2 separate regions of the Homo sapiens genome follow, and region 2 is linked to region 1. Evidence: read pairs that join two places in POLR2A ChIA-PET (ENCODE). Cell type or tissue: OCI-LY7. All regions are shown on one strand. Links, peaks and the distances in the headings refer to the core of each region. The heading gives the core; the rest is flanking DNA.

What was found. Peaks named below come from ENCODE experiments on the same cell type or tissue, not always from the same donor. Only the 100,000 strongest peaks of a DNase experiment are listed, where the experiment ranks them.
Region 2: POLR2A ChIA-PET joins it to region 1 with 6 read pairs; 2 of 35 experiments call an interaction of 5 or more read pairs at or near these places.

Annotation. Positions count from the first base shown.
Region 1 is chr9:1,044,162-1,049,415 of GRCh38, forward strand. LINC-ADAIN (long intergenic non-coding adipose anti-inflammatory) reads left to right here and starts at 3,982. Exons shown (of 1, transcript NR_110643.1): 1 at 3,982-4,480. RefSeq lists an enhancer at 2,530-3,395 and a silencer at 3,799-3,986. In OCI-LY7, for the core only: no CTCF peak of the experiment used is centred there; no DNase peak of the experiment used is centred there; H3K4me3 peaks cover 678 bases.
Region 2 is chr9:1,384,598-1,390,095 of GRCh38, forward strand. All of the region lies in intron 3 of LOC102723803 (a long non-coding RNA gene), which reads left to right. Among named protein-coding and RNA genes, the nearest start is that of DMRT2, 340 kb to the left of the region's middle. In OCI-LY7, for the core only: no CTCF peak of the experiment used is centred there; no DNase peak of the experiment used is centred there.

The DNA.
Region 1 (5,254 bases), core at 255-5,254:
CCTTCTCCTCTCCTCCTCCTGTCCAGCTTGGACTTTCTTCATACCCTTGATCTTGCTACCTGAGCAAGCAGTCCATCAGATGGGAGTTAAGATTTGTTACAGTCTTTAACGTTTGAGGCAGAACCTAGAAATCAATGTACTTCCCTCCTTCACTTTACAGTCAAGGAAGCCCAGGCCCAGGAAGGTGGAAAGATTTGCTGAGGGGTTCATGCACATGGAAGAAGTTAACTTTTCATCACAGCACCTGCCTTGCCAACACTTGGCAATCCCCCCCCCGCCCCGCCCCGCCTTGATTCCTCTCTACCTGGTTGTTAGACTGCTGGGAAAATATGGAGAGTGATTTCAGTGTGGATAAAGCCTGCCCCCTTGAAATGTAAAACCCCAAAATAGAATGGGAATAGGGAGTGGAAAGTTCTCAGAGTTAAGGGTTTACTGTTCCAGTTAGTCGTGAGGACCCCTAGGGGCTGCAAGAAGGCTCTCGGGGGTGAAGAGCTGTGTGTCTCCTGATGTGGCAACCAGCCACATGCCCTCCCAGGACTGCCTTCCATAGCAAGGCCACAGCCCCGGGGGTGGAACCCAGGCCCCAGTACAGCCCACGGTATCTGCCTCCCCTGAGGACCATTTGGAATGGGTACTGAGAAGTCAAGAAAGTCTGCAGTTGCCTCATCTCCTGGCTGCTACCAGCCCCCCAAGGGAATTGAGCCACGTTTCCCAGCATGGAGGATGGAAGCTGCCGGGGGTTGGGACAGGCGGGCTGGCAGATCCTCCAGATAGATATGCTAGGAAGGGACGATTACTTCATAGTCGGCGTCTGACTCCGTATCCCGCTGCAAAGAGCACATTTAAAAAGACGGTATGAGGCAGGGAGCTGGAGGTGCTCTTTGACCCCGCACAGCCACTGTTTTAGCTGTGTGTCTCCCAGCAACTCCCATGAGCTTCTCCGAGCTTCAGTTTTTCCTTTCCTTTGTAAATCGGAGCAGGGAAAGGGAGGATTCTTTTTTTTTTTTTTTTTTTGGTTTTTTTTTTGAGACGGAGTCTCGCTCTGTCGCCCAGGCTGGAGGGCGGTGGCGCCATCTCGGCTCCCTGCAAGCTCCGCCTCCCGGGTTCACGCCATTCTCCTGCCTCAGCCTCCCGAGTAGCTGGGACTACAGGCACCTGCCACCACGCCCGGCTAATTTTTGTATTTTTAGTAGAGACGGGGCTTCACCGTGTTAGCCAGGATGGTCTCGATCTCCTGACCTCGTGATCCGCCCGCCTCGGCCTCCCGAAGTGCTGGGATGACAGGCGTGAGCCACCGCGCGCGGCCGGAAAGGGAGGATTCGAACAGCCTGGCGGAGAGAATTGTCTCCCGCAGTCTCCACTCCCCACCCCCATGGCTTGCGACGGGTCGCGTATTTGATTACGCAAAGTAAGTTGGGAAATCCTATGTCCGCAATCCCATCTGGGATTATTTATTTCGCCGCGTCCGCAGCCGGTGGAAGTCGTGAGACGGTGCAACGCTGAGCGGCTTTCCGCAGAAGGAGGTGCCTTCGAGGCCGGCTCTGGAGGAGCCACAGCCAAGCCGGCCACAGCAAAGCACTTCTCTCGGGATGCTCAGACGTTTTCAAATGCCGGTCGCCACCCTGGGCGCTGGCGGCAGGTTGACTTAGCCACAGGCGACTTAGGCTGCAGGTGGAAGGCGAGGATTCCCGCCGGCCCCCAGCCTCCTCTGCAGGCCTCCGAAGCTGGAGAGTTGGGTGGAATAGGGAGGAAATCGGGCTTCGGATGCCCCCCAGCCTCGGGCGCTCTGCAGGCTAGCTCACGGAGTTGAAACAACCACAAAAATGATACAAATTACGCGCAAGCACTGAATGCTCAGTGTGGGCGGGTCACCGTGCCGGGGCGTCCACGCGCGTCGCCTCCTCTTAGGTGGCCTCCATTCTGCAGTTGGGGAAAGCGAGGCGCAGAGGAGGGTTAAGGGACCTCCTCACTGTCCCGGCCAGGGAGGGGCGGATCCGCACTCCAACCCGCCTCTGTCAGGCTGGGCCTCTAAGCCGGGCCGTCCGCGCAGAGTCCGGGCGGAGCTGGGGGGTGTGGGGGGAATGCTCGGGGCAGGATCCGCTCCCGCGATTAGCTCTGGGAGCGAAGTGGGAAGGGGCAGGGCGGGGCTGCAGAAGTCGGGACCCTCGAATGGGATCCGAGCCCGTGTGGCTACGCGAGGGGGAAGCCACCTGGGCTGCGTGGCTCCGGGGCGAACTGGGTGGGATGGGATTCGTAAAAAGAACTGGGTGGGTGAGAGGGAGCCAGTTTGAAACTCACTTTCCTCCTTTATTTATTTTATTTTTAAATTTGTGGCAGGGTGTTTGAAGAAAACAAGAAAACCACCCTCATCCAGGAAACAACAACAACAAAGAGTTTTCTCTCTCTCTCTCTCTCAGTCTCCAGGGTCTCACTCCTGTCGCCTAAGGCTAGAGTGTAGTGCCGCGATCTCGGCGCACCTGCGGCCTCGACTTCTCAGGCTCAAGCGATCCTCCCACCTCAGCCTCCTGAATAGCTGGGACTACAGGCGCATTCCACCACGCCCGGCTATTTTTTTTGTATTTTTAGTAGAGACGGGGCTTCGTCCTGTTGTCGAGGTTGGTCTCGAACTCCTGGCCTTAAGCAATCCACCCTCCTCGGCCTCCCAAAGTGCTGGGCCTCCTTCTTTTCTTGTTGAGGTTCCCATACGTGACTCGCCCAAAGAGAGATTCTCACCGGGTGGGTCTGAGCAGCGCCAGAAAGGGAAGGGATACAGGGTGAGAGAGATTTGGGGTAAAGGGAGAGGGAGGCAGAGGGGGAAGGGGGCCCCAGGCCGGTCAGTTCCAAGAGGCGAGCCCCGCCGGCCGAGCTCCACGGGCTGAGTCAACAGCGGCCCAGTTGCTTTGTAATTTACAAGAGGGACTCCGAATGGTACTTTGTAATTTGGTGTCGGTTTACAAGGCAAAGGACTTCTGTTTCCTCACCTCACCAGGTCCTCAGTCACGGCCTGACCCCTTTTAAGAGAGGGACCTCAAGAGGGGAGCTGAATTCCTTGAGCCCTCGCCTTTCAATCAAGTTTTCAAGGCACGCTTTGGCCGGGCCCTCCCGGACTGGCTGTGCTGCTACCTCCAGAGGAAATCAACGTCTGTACCGAACTCCTAACCTGTGAAGACCTGCTGTCCTCATAATTGCGGAGTGGGGCCAAGGAAGGCTACTCTTTCCCCTTTGCAGATGAGGCAACTGAGGCAACTGAGCCGCAGAAAACTAACTGACCAAGATCACCCAGCCAGTGGAACAAACAGCTCGAGCCCAGGCTCTCTGGCTCCTATTCCCTCTGAATATTTAATTTACTAAACTGTTTGAGCAGCCGTAGATTCCCTTCACAATCCGGTAAAATCTATAATTACTCCTCCCCTTCCCCAAAATGTACTTATTTTCCCATTCAATATCGGAGCTTCTCGGACTTCCTGAAGTTAGTCCCAGGATAAAGATCCTCTTTCTCCTCCCCCTTGCCCCGCCCCACGACCTCGCTTCCCAGTAATTGCTGGGATCCCGATTCTCTGGAGGCATTCCGGGCGGATTGATTGAGTGTAATTCAACTGAGTTATGATTACAGCTGCTGGTTCCCCTGTGCCGCAGACGGGTGTGTAGGGAGGGTGGGGCACGTGGAGATGGGCAAGATGTCTGGAGAGAGCAGTGGGGCTGTTGTGCACGTTTTTGCTAGAGGTGAGGGTTGAGAGCTAGGGAGGAAACAATTCCGAGCCCACCCCGCTGGGACCCACGGGCTGAGGTCCTCCAGGAAGCACTGGGGCTCAGCTTTCCCTATGTCAGTACGGATGGAGGACACACAGGAGGAAGGCTGGTGGCTCTGCCGGAACATTCTGAGGGCCTTGTTCTCTGCCTACGCTGGGACCTGCAGTCCCATCTCCCATTTGGCCTCAGCCAGCGTGGTTTATTGTACCCAAATCCCGCTTGTTTCCTCCTTATGCAGCAGTTTTAAAATTTCGAACTAGTTCAAGAGCTGCTCGGCTGCTCGTTTACTTTCAGTTTTGGGAACAGAGGCTTACACCCCTTTCTCCTCCTGTTTCTCCTCCAGTCCCTCTTCCCCTCAATCTAGTTTCCCAAAGTTAGCAAACCTACTTTCTTGATTTTGTTTCTTAACATTTAAAACAACTGGTGAAGGGCTAATGATTTCATCTCCTTACCACCACCCCTAACCTTAAAAGCAATAAATAAAATAAAAGCCCAGCCTGCCAACCGCATGCACACACGGCCAGCGGTGGTGGGGGTTTGTAGTTTGCATACACGTCGCGGGGCAGAAGCCTGTTTGCAAAGGCTGAAATGTAGCTAGCAGGGGAAGACGCTGAAAAAACAGAGTGATTTGATAAAAACGTGCTGGGCCCTGTTACAGGAGGGCTGCTGGGAGTAGTCCCAGGTACTCACATCAGAAGGGGTGCAGGGGAATAAAATTTAAAAAAGCAAACCCATGGCGAGTCTTTCTTGCTGGGAGTGAGGGGCTCTGCAAAATTTCTGGGACTTCAGAACAGAGGTCGACAAGGTCCATTGCTCTTCCCGAGACTACTGGGTGATCCAGGGCTCCTCTCTGAACCTCAGTTTCGTCGTTGGAAAAACGGGGATAGGAACATATTTCTGTTGCTGTCAAGAATTTAAACGCTCCAGTGCAGGTGAAGGAAATGTGCTTTGATGACTGGGTATAAAAAATGTGCAAAAAGAACCTGGCGTTACAAGGTGGTGTCAAGGGAGAGGAAGTAAAAGTCTGTATGACCTCCCTGTCGCTTGTCGGAGCGCGCACCGCTCCCAAGTCACCCTCTGAGTCGCCAGAGCTACCGAAAAGCCGATGGGAATAAGCAGGACTGTTTCTCTACTTCCTTCATTGGGCTTCGCAAGAGGCTCTGGGAAGAAGCACCCGTACAAATGGGAATCCCAGTGCCTGGTCACCGGGGAGGAACTTTACAACATCACTGAAGGTTTGAGAATAGTGCTTCTGGCTGGTCGCGGTAGTTCCTAAGCTGCCTTTGTTCCCACTTCTCTGATCCAGGTTAACTTTTAACATTCTGACAAACTCGGACAAAAGTAACGTTGGGATTACGTCAGGAATTCCCACCCTTCAACAAATATTTGTTGCGGGCCTACTATGTACTCAGTGCAATGATACCCAATTTTGTAGTCTCCTAAACAGATCCTACTCGAGAGGTCTTGATTATTTACAGATGCAGTTAGAAAAGCGCCCATATTA
Region 2 (5,498 bases), core at 328-5,327, 340 kb after region 1:
GCTGTGGAAATGGCAGAATACATCTTCTGGTGTTTTGTACTTGAAACAAAAAATCCGCAAGCATACACGTAGGAATATGTAATAGTAAATGTGTGGTATCCAACTGATGTTTGATGGCAAATTATCATCAATTTCATTGGTTCAGTGCAGAGGACTCGATAGGACTCATAATGGCCTCTTTGGAAGGTGATACACGGCAAAACTCCGAAAAGTCCATGTGATTATTCACTTAGAAAATCTCCACACCTATGAATTGTCTAAAGAAAGAAATCACTTTGCCATACAGCATTTCATCTGTGTAAGTCAATTCATTTGGCTGGTGGAGCTAAACTCACGAAAGCAGGAACTGATCTCACCAGGATGGCCAATTCCTTGGCTTTTCTTCAAAACACATTTAAAAAAAGAGACATGTTTGCCATTTGCCCTGAAAGTGTGACGATTTTATATGGCTTCCAGGAGAAGAGAGGATGAAGAAATAGCTCCCATTAACTCCACACATGAATGTTTCCAAAGAATTTGAAAATTCTATATGCATTGTTGCAACTGAATTTACTTTAAATAGCACCAAAAACATAAAAAAAAAAACCCTTTTCATTGGTTGCCTCATTCATTACATTTTCACTTAAGCATAGCATCTTAAAAAGATTCGCTTCAGCCTGATTTCCCCCTTTTCCTTACTTCTACCTAGGATTTTATTTTCTTTTTGCAAAATTTTAAGTTTAAATACATCACTTTTTAATGACTAGTTACCTAAACTAAAAATATCTTTCAAATAAACAGGCATCTTTTGAGTGTGGTTAAACATTTAAAAAGTATTAAAATACACATTTATTGATTCTTTCAACTTGTTAAAGTAAATTAAAACAGAGACCAGGCCTGAAGAACGCCCAGAGTAAGCTCAACCTTGCTTGATTTGCAAACAGAAACAAAACGAGTTATTTCTCATAAGTGCCTATATTAAAGAAACTTAAGCTCAACCAATCAGAAGCTGCCAACTAACTTATAATTATATCACTAGGAACTTTCCAGTGGGAGAGACCAAACAGGACAACTATGTAACTATAACCAATCAAATACATTCTTTGCTTTACCTCTGTGAAAGCCTCCCACTGTGTTCTCTTGGTGGATCTCCCAAACCACTTCTGGTTTGAAGCTGCGTGATTAATGAATTGTCATTTGCTCAAATAACTCTTTTTAAAAAAAAATTTTATTGTGCCTCAGTTTACCTTTTTAAAAAACTCAATATGTGTTGGGTTACTACTCTGGCCCAGGCACTGCTCCAGGTAATGGGTGTCAGCCTAAGGTGAGAAAAGTGTTGAAAACATGGTAGGAATTTTAACATTTGTTGAACTTCCCTGTACATCAAGTTCTGGTCTTTGAGTGACTGCCACTGCTGTGGGAAGTGATGGGAAAGATGAAGGCTGTTGGTGAACTACAACATTTTGTTGAAGTGTTTAGTTTCATTGGTGCCTTACTTTAAAGAGGTATCTTAAATGTTTAAATGGAGCTGCATGAACTAAAAACATCTTGAGTAATCTTAAAGCATGCACCTCCTTAAACTCTTATTGAGCCAATTCCCTTAGAACAAATTTCCATGTCTAAAATATGTTAGCTAATTAAATATGATAAGAATGTGTAAAAAGTATTAGTTTTGGTTATAATCAACAGACTAATGCCAGATAGCTGGGGAGTAAAAGGAAATGTATTACCAGGAAATATGAGTTTTCTCAGGAAATCCAAAAATGAGCATGCAGCTGGGAGTCAGGAATAAACTGAAGGAAGGGCTCACTGTCAGGCTTCTTTCTCCATCTGTCATCTCTGCGCTTCCCTCTCCGCATTTGGTCTCTTTGCAGACTGGCTTTCCCTGTTTCTCCAGTTTCTGTGGTGGAAACCATGGCAATTGAGAAGCCTCCGGTTTCATTCAACACAAGAACCTCCACCAGTATCAGTGGAAAATATCCTTCAACATAAGAATTCCCAATTCTCTGACCCAGGTTTGGCCACATGATCACCCTGGACCAATGAGCTGAGGCTGGATGGGCGGGGTCACATTAGAAGAACTGGACTGTTAGGAGCCCAACCACGTGGGTAGTTAAAGGATGGGGAAGTCAGTTCCCTAGTGTTTAATCCTAAGAAAAGGTGGCTGGAGGGCCTTTGGAAGAAACTATGCTGTCAACAAAATAATGCCACCTTGTCTACATGTATTAGGTATACATTTAAAAATTATTGTGTGAGATATTTTGGCAATAATCATCTATGGGCCAAATCTGTTTCATGGCCTGTTTTTGTAATAGTCCATAAGTGACATTTTAAAATGTAAAAAAAAAAAAAAAAAAAAAAAAAAAATGACAACTATGCAGCAGAAATTATCGGTTGCCCACAAAGCCTAAAGTGCGTATTAGCTGGGTCTTTACAGAATAACTTTGCTGACCCTTGCTCTACAGCAGGTGGATGAGCATGCACTCTCTGCCTGTGGTTCCCTGGGTATTAATCCTGGCTCAGCTATCTAGAGGGAGAACTAAGGCAAGTTGTAAAACCTATCTGTGCCTCTATTTTATCATTTGTAAGATAAGAATAATAAAATAATGCCTATTTCATGAAAGTTATGCAGCATAAATAAATACATGTAAGTAATCTATAATAATGGCTGATAGTAGTTATGAATGTTAAATATTATGTCCAATTATATATAATCCCTGATGTTTATATATAGAACATGTTCATATATATAATATCCTATACATATTTATGTATAAATGAGTATATATCACAAATGAATAAATATATATTCATATACACACATGTATACAAGTATCTGCATATTATATTTTTGTAAATATAACTGCCCATGAAATGTACTCCTGGAGAATACTATTAGAAGGAAGACTGTAATGTAATGATTTGAGAAGGAAACAGGTTTTTTTTTTAAGTGAAAATTCCCAGCTCTCTCTCTCTCTCTCTCTCTCTATATATATATATAATATATATGTAATATTATATATATTATATATATATGTAATATTATATATATTATATATATATATATCTTAAAAAGTCTTAAAGCAAAACAGAACTATATTTGGACATGGTCAGATTCAAAACCATATCTAACCAAATGATGTAAATTTGACGTTGTGCAATACTAATGTTTCAAAATTAAATTTAAAACATTTACAAAACTCCACAGATTCCACTTCAAATATTTTTCATAGTTCTCATTCAATATAATAGTACAATATAAATATCTAAGTATGGATTAAAATCTCCATGAATATAATTATCTACTTTATATGAGTGCATTTTATCCAGAAACAATCCCAATCTCAATCTCTCCCCCTCGTTCTCTGTCTCCCCCCCATATTTACATAAGTCTGTATACACACTGTATATAACATATTAGGGAACATGTAAAGCAAAAAAAAAAGAGGCACAATGTATATTTATCTGTGACCATATTTTACATCACATACTGTCTGCAAAAAATCACCCTTGTAATATTTTTATCAGGAATAAAACCTAGGGGTGAAAAAGTGTATCTTATTGACTTTATGGTGCTTCATTTAACACATATAGCATAAAGGCCCATTTGGAAAAGATCTTTCTGAAAAAGAGGTTATCTCATCAATCAAGCGCTTTCTGTGTATGTATTGTAAATAATAAATGTATGCCACATGTGTGGCTGGAAGAATGCTGGAAAAAACTCTACTGGCATGCCGAGAAAATGCAGCTAAAATAACCTCTCCTACCAACCCAGTTCATTCCACTCAGCAAAAATTGGGGAAGCCAAATTCATCAATATTGATTTCAGGTTTCATCAGCAGGGATTTTTTGAGTAAGACGCTTTTAGTTACATTTTCCATTTGACATTTCTCATTAGACTCAAAGCTTTCTCTGTGTATAAGTCTTTTCATGTAATTCAAAACCTAGCTCATCAAGCAACCTTTCCAACAGAAAGAAACAGGAGACTCGTTTGCTGCTTGAAGAAGTAAATTTCTATATTTAGACAGTCTTCATATGTCAATCCAGAGTCCCTGCTTCCTCCTTATCCCGTATTTTGAAATAAAGATTTTATTTGTTTGTTTTTGTTTTTAATCAGTCACAAAGAAAAGTACCGTCTCCTCATCAGACAATACTGGAAATAGCATGAGGCATGGATTCGGAGGGATCACTCTGCTGGGAATTTAGTGGAACAGAATGCTCTAGTCAGGGCTTTTGGAGTAAACTCATTCTGTCCTGTTGACTCTGGAATTCCGATCTGTTTATTATTCTAAGTGACTTTTACTTATCAGTCTCTGTGTCCATAGGCTGGAAAATAAATCACAAAGTATCTCAGTGTTCAGGTGAGCGTAGACTGTCACGTTGTTGGTTATGCTCATCTTCTTTCATACCTTTGCACCTCTCACCTTCCTCCCAAGCAGTCCCCATAGTTGCGGGTTTTTAAAACATTTTCCTGGCCTGGCGTGGTGGCTCACGCCTGTAGTCCCAGCAATTTGGGAGGCCAAGGTGGGTGGATCATGAGGTCAGGAGATAGAGACCATCCTGGCCAACGTGATGAAACCCTGTCTCTACTAAAAATACAAAAATTAGCCGGGCGTGGTGGCGGGTGCCTGCAGTCCCAGCTGCTCGGGAGGCTGAGGCAGGAGAATCGCTTGAACCCGGGAGGCGGAGGTTGCAGTGAGCCGAGATCATGCCACTCCACTCCAGCCTGGTGACAGAGCGAAACTCTGTCTCAAAAAAAAAAAAAAAAAAAAAAAGTTAAACCTTTATTTTAGGTTCAGGCAGATTTGTTATATAGGTAAATTGTGTGTCATGGGGGTTTGGTGTCCAGATTATTTGATTGCCCAGGTGATACACATAGTTCCTGATAGGTAGCTTTTCTATCCTCGCCCTTCTCCCACCCTCCATCCTCAACTAAGCCCTGATATCTGGTGTTCCTGCCTTTGTGTCCATGTGTACTCAGTGTTTAACTCCCACTTATAAATGAGAGCATGCAGTATTTGGTTTTCTGTTCCCATGTTAGTTTGCTTAGGATAAAAGCTTCCAGCTCCATCCACGTTGTTGCAAAGAACATGATCTCGTTCTTTCTTGCGGCTGAGTAGTATTCCATGGTGTATATGTACCATATTTTTTAAAAATCCAGTCTACTGCTGAAGGTAGTTTAGGTTGATTCCATGTCTTTGCTATTGTGAATAGTGCTGTGATGAACATATGCGTGCATGGGGCTTTATGGTAAAACAATTTATATTCCTTTGGGTAAATACTGCAATGAAATTTTTTTTTTGTAAATTGACAATTTATAATGGTATGAATTTATGGGGTACAAAATGATGTTGGAACTTATTAATATAATATGGAATAATTAAATCAGGCTAGTTAACATATCCACCATCTCAAATATTTATTATTTTTTTTGTGGTGAGAACATTTGAAATTTACTATCTTAGCCATTTGAAAATGTACCATACTCTATTATTAATTATATTCACCATCCTGTGCAA